2 separate regions of the Homo sapiens genome follow, and region 1 is linked to region 2. A link is an interaction called in ENCODE POLR2A ChIA-PET data of the cell type or tissue named here. Cell type or tissue: Panc1. All regions are shown on one strand. Each heading gives the region's core, and the rest is flanking DNA. Links, peaks and the distances in the headings are about the cores only. Region 1 overlaps LOC105377529 (a long non-coding RNA gene). Region 2 overlaps LOC105377527 (a long non-coding RNA gene).

The links. Peaks named below come from ENCODE experiments on the same cell type or tissue, not always from the same donor. Only the 100,000 strongest peaks of a DNase experiment are listed, where the experiment ranks them.
Region 1: POLR2A ChIA-PET joins it to region 2 with 5 read pairs; 2 of 35 experiments call an interaction of 5 or more read pairs at or near these places.

The regions. Positions count from the first base shown.
Region 1 is chr4:169,289,776-169,292,688 of GRCh38, forward strand. All of the region lies in intron 2 of LOC105377529 (a long non-coding RNA gene), which reads right to left. Among named protein-coding and RNA genes, the nearest start is that of SH3RF1, 20 kb to the left of the region's middle. RefSeq lists a silencer at 564-728. In Panc1, for the core only: no CTCF peak of the experiment used is centred there; no DNase peak of the experiment used is centred there.
Region 2 is chr4:169,059,953-169,062,865 of GRCh38, forward strand. It overlaps LOC105377527 (a long non-coding RNA gene), which reads right to left. Exons shown (of 5, transcript XR_939429.3): 4 at 1,469-1,627; 5 at 1-220. Among named protein-coding and RNA genes, the nearest start is that of CBR4-DT, 51 kb to the left of the region's middle. In Panc1, for the core only: no CTCF peak of the experiment used is centred there; no DNase peak of the experiment used is centred there; H3K27ac peaks cover 458 bases.

The DNA.
Region 1 (2,913 bases), core at 209-2,708, 230 kb after region 2:
GATTATGCTTTATATGTTTAGCTACTACAATGATTGGTGAACATGACTTATGATTGTTATACCTCTGTTATCAATTTGCCTTTTGTCATTACATATTAATATGCATGCTGTTTGGACCGCTAATAGGACCGCTAGACTTGACTTCTTTTGATTTATATTTATCTGGTGGATCTTTTTTTTTTTTTGAGATGGAGTCTCGCTCTGTTGCCCAGGCTGGAGTGCAGTGGCACGATTTCAGCTCACTGCAACGTCTGCCTTCAAGCGATTCTCCTGCTTCAGCCTCCCAAGGAGCTGGGATTACAGGTGCCTGCACCACACCTGTATAATTTTTTTGTATTTTTAGTAGAGAAGGGGTTTCACCATGTTGGCCAGGCTGGTTTCGAACTCCTAACCTCAGGTGATCCACCCGCCTTGGCCTCCCAAAGTGCTAGGATTACAGGCGTGAGCCACCGTGCCCGGCAGTATCTTTTTACATATCCTCTGAAGTTTAACTTTTCTTTCTCACTTTGTTTAAAGTGAGTTTCTTTTGTTTGTTTGTTTGTTTGTTTGAGGCGGAGTCTCCCTCTATCACCCAGGCTGGAGTGCAATGACATGATCTGGGCTCACTGCAACCTCTGCCTCCTGGGTCCAAGTGATTCTCCTGCCTCAGCCTCCTGAGTAGCTGGGATTACAGGCATGTGCCACCACGCCCAGCTAATTTTTGTATTTTTAGTAGAGACAGGGTTTTGCCATGTTGGCCAGGCTGGTCTTGAACTCCTGATCTCCAGTGATCCGCCCGCCTCAGCCTCCCAAAATGCTACGATTACAGGTGTGAGCCACAGTGCCTGGCCTAACGTGGGTTTCTTAAGTAATATGTGTTTGGGTTTTGATTTTTAAATCACACCGTCAGTTGCCACTAGTTATTATCCTACTACTTTCTGATATTAAAGTTGTAGTTAGAAATCTAAAGCCAGTCTTAATCTTTTTCTATGTAAACAATTTGTTCTTTCTATCTAGAAGACTGTAGAACTTTGTCATTACCCTTGGAATTACAACACAGTAATGGAATCTCTAGTGTGTTCCGGTTTTCATCCCCTGTTCCTTGAAACTCAAAGAATTCTGAGGATGAAACTCTTTCTTTAGCTCTGTAAAATTTTCTTCACCTGTTTGTTTAAATATTGTCTCTCCTCCTTCGATTGCTTTACTCTTCTGAAATTCCTATTTATTTACAAGTTACAACTTCTAGATCCATCTTCTGGTTCCTTTATATTTGCTTTTTTGATGTCTGACTTTAAATGTTTGCTTTTTTGAGAGATTTCTTTCCCTTGTACTTCCAGACCTCTGTTCACTTCTCAATAGTTACCATACACTTTTTCAGTACATCTGCTATATTTTTAAACTTAAAAAATCATGTTCTTGAGTTCCAGTTTAACGCTGTAATTGAAGCTCCTCAATTGCACTAATTACTTTTTCTGTTCAAGTTGCCATGCCCTTTTTCAGCAGTTCTATTTTGCTGGCAACCGCCATTTCTGGATGCTCTGCTCACTCTTCCCCATTCTGGCTTTGTTGTTCCTTTGCCTATGTTATTCACCTGGGGCCAGGTCTTCAGCAGCAGCTATCTCTTGAGTACAGGAGGCTCCATGGTCTCTGATCCTGTAGACAGACAAGTCCTCAGCTGGAAAATGCTTATCTTATCTTCTCTGCTCCCCAGTTTCCTTAGCTACAAAGGTTAATTTTCTCTTAGTTGTAAAGATACAAAGTCTTTTTTTTTTGTTTAAATTTTAAAAATAATTGAGATGGAGTCTCGCCATGTTGCCCAGGCTGTTCTCAAACTCCTGAACTCAAGCAATCTACCCGCCTCAGCCTCCTAAAGTGCTGGGATTACAGGTGTGAGCCACCAAGCTTGGCCAAAGATACAAAGTCTTATTTCATTCGCCACTCCTTGAGGGCCAGAGAGACCAGCAAGTCCTTCTAGGTATAGTTGTGTCAGCTGTAGGCTGGGTTGCTGGGTAGAATATATTACATGGGACAGACTTACATAAAAAGAATTATTCATTATTGATCTAAAATTCAATTTTTGTTTTGTTTTGTTTTTGAGACAGGGTCTCACTCTGTCACCCAGGCTGGAGTGCTGGAGTGCAATCAGAACTCACAGCAGCCTTGACCTCTTGGGCTCAAGCAATCCCTTATCCTCAGCTCCCTGGAGTAGCTGGGATTATAGGTACGCACCACCATGCCTGGCTAATTTTTGTATTTTTTGTGGAGATGGGGTTTCCCTTTGTCGCCCAGGCTGGTGAAGTTGGAATTTAGCTGTGTGTTCTTTCTCTCTTTTGGGTAAATTTGGCTGCCCTAAGGCCAGGCGTGTTGGCTCATACCTGTAATCCCAGCAATTTGAGAGACTGAGGTGGGCGGATCACTTGAGGTCAGGAATTCAAGACCATCTTGGCCAACATTGTAAAACCCCCGTCTCTACTAAAAATACAAAAATTAGCCGGGCGTGGTGGCAGTTGCCTGTAACCCCAGCTACTTGGGAGGCTGAGGCGTGAGAATCACTTGAACCCTGGAGGCGGAGGATCAGTGAGCCCGAGATCACACCACTGAACTCCAGCCTGGGCAACAGAAAGAGACTGTCTCAAAAAAAAGAAAAAAAAATTGGTCTGCACTGATCAGCTGGGTTGTTCTCCTTCTTGTCTTTTCTCTTGTCTATGGATCCCATGGGCCAAGCTCTCTTCAGTAACCTCAGAGCTCTGACCCTTGCCTCAAGGTACCTCTCAGGCCCCAAGCTCTCTCTGGCCTGAAGGATGCTCCGGCCCAGGTCCAGTACAGGCCCTCTCTGTATTGAATCCCCACAGCACCTAAAACCCTGCATGCCCTTCCTTCTGCCTCCTAGGCTCCATTTGAGAAGGAGTTACAGTTACATGGAGCTGGGAGAGG
Region 2 (2,913 bases), core at 110-2,609:
TCTTCCAGCCAACGTGCCACTCTGCGCGGCAGTCGCCCTCCTTTCCCCACTGCACGATTAGGAACCGTTTCAGTGTTCTCAGCTTTTCCTTCCTGTGCCTGTCATTTCCCCCACGAACACAAGCTGCTTTGCAGTCCTAGTCACACACATGGCACCGTTCCTGAGACAGGTCGTACGTATGGTGCTGATCAAATTCGCTGCGCCAAGTTGCCAGGACTTTCTGGAACAAATAACATTTCACATTCAGCTCCTGGAGCACCCCCGAAACCAGACCTCCTAAAGTCTGCTTCATTTCCATCAGAGCTTTTGAGTCCCAGATTTCATTCTGGGGGATGAGTGATCAGAGATTTTTAAAGCCACGCTGACTCTTGCCCTCATTTTTAGCTTCCTGGGACCACTGGACTCAGTGCCTCCTGGGGTCTTGGGCTCCAAAGAACATCACTGAGTCGTGTTTCTAATTAAGGAACGCTGGAGAATTCCCCACACATCTCCACTCTTCCAGGAACTCACGTCTACCCCTCTCCCCGTGTATTTTTCTTCACAGACAACTCAGAAGAACACACGGGTTCTCCTATTCTCTATGGCCCAGTCTGTGTCCAGCATGGCAGGCAAAAAGGCCTGGAATCTCATGTTGTTGTGACTGGAGCCTGTTGCTGGCACAAAATCAACTATACAGATCTATGTTGATCATCAAGACAAACAGAACTATCTTCTCGGTGATGTTGTTGCTTTTTTTGTGGGGGGATAGAAACAGTGCAAGTCAGGCCTGGCTGTCTGTGTAGCAGAAGAGGAAATGGGTTCCCTCTGAACAAATTTTTTTTAAAAACTTTCTGTCCAGGCACAGTGCCTCATGCCTGTAATCTCAGCACTTTGGGAGGCCAAGGCAGGCAGATCACCTGAGGTCAGGAGTTCAGCCTGGCCAACATAGCAAAACCCTGTCTCCACTAAAAATACAGAAATTAGCTGGGCGTGGTGCCACAGGCCTGTAATCCCAGCTATTCCGGAGGCTGAGGCACTAGGATTGCTTGAACCCAGGAGGCAGAGGTTGCAGTGAGCCAAGACCACGCCTGTCTCAAAAAAAAAAATTAAACATTAAAAAGATTAACTTTTTAATGTTTAATTTTTGTGGGTACATAGTAGGTGTATATATTTATGGGTTGCATGAGATACTCTGGATACAGGTATGCAATGCATAATAATCACCTCATGGAAAACGAGGTATCTGTCCCCTTAAGTATTTATTTTTTATGTTATAAACAATCCAGTTATACTCTTTTCATTATTTTTAAAAGTGCAGTTAAATTATTATTGACTATAGTCACCCTGTTGTGCTATCAAATATTAGGTCTTATTCATTCTTTCTATTTTTTTTTTTTGTACCCATTAACCATCCCCACTTCTCCCCCACCCATCTTCCCTCTGAAAAAATTCAGACAGTCTTCCTGGGTTAGTGGGGAATGGATTGTACCTCCTGCAGTGCTCCTTGAAGACAATTTGAGAGATGTGTTCTCTGCGATAAACCAAAGAATTTGAAATCTTGGGCTTGCAGGTTGAAAAATACATAGTATCCTCATGTATGTTCATTACTTAGTGTTGGATGAGGTTTCCAAAGCCATATGTACAAATTCTAGAGTTAAAAACAAAAGCTGTCAGAGTGGGGAATAACGTCATTCAACTTGGCCATGCAATTTGCCTCTTGTCCCAATAATATATGTTTTGGTAAAATAACATTTGAGGGACAAAAAGAGGATGCCAGATCTAAATTAATTTTAGAACAAAGTAATATATGCCAGGCATGGTGGCTCACGCCTATAATCCCAGCACTTTGGGAAGCCGAGGCGGGTGGATCACCTGAGGTCAGGAGTTCAAGACCAGCCTGGCCAACATGGCAAAACTCCGTCTCTACTAAAAATACAAAAATTAGCCATGCATTGTGGCAAGTGCCTGAGGGAGGCTGAGGCAGGAGAATTGCTTGAACCCAGGAGGTGGAGGTTGCAGTGAGCCGAGATCACGCCACTGCACCCCAGCCTGGGTGACAAGACACTCTGTCTCAAAACACACACACACACACACAAAAGTAATATAAAGAAGCAAACACAGGTGAAATACCCAAAGGTTATTATTTACAGATGTCTCATATTTTCAAAGCCCCCAACTTGGCAGCTGTCTTTCCCAGACCCTGTGTAGCATGTTAAAAACTGCTGATTAGGCCGGGCACAGTGGCTCACGCCTGTAATCCCAGCACTTTGGGAGGCCGAGGCAGGCGGATCACCTGAGGTCGGGAGTTCGAGACCAGCCTGACCAATATGGAGAAACCCTGTCTCTATTAAAAATACAAAAATCAGCTGCGCATGGTGGCGCATGCCTGTAATCCCAGCTAGTCGGGAGGCTGAGGTAGGAGAATTGCTTGAACCTGGGAGGCAGAGGTTGCGGTGAGCCGAGATTGCGCCATTGCACTCTAGACTAGGCAACAAGAGTGAAACTCCGTCTCAAAAAAAAGAAAAAAAACAAAACTGCTAGTTAACTCTTAGAGTGTCACAGACTTGTAAACTGCATGATTTGTTTAGTATCAAATAAAAACCAGAGCCTTTCTGATTTAAACCAACACTCCTTTCCCCAGGTTTTATCTCATTTATGTGGGGCACAGAAAGTTGCAGCCTTTCCAACATAAACCTCTGCCAGCACCAGCTCATATTAAGTAAATGTGTGGGATCAACAACGGAGCGCTGTTGACATTTTTTCAGGCCCCTCCCATGCTTGGGTCATCAGGATCCAAGCCTCTCCCTGAGCTTCCAGCTCTAAAATTATATGACTCTAGTTACTTTGGCAGCTATTCAGAGGAAAAAGAAAATAGGGAGGAAGGAGGGAAAAAAAGATAATTACTGAAGCATCGTCCCTAAAATTCTGATGGCA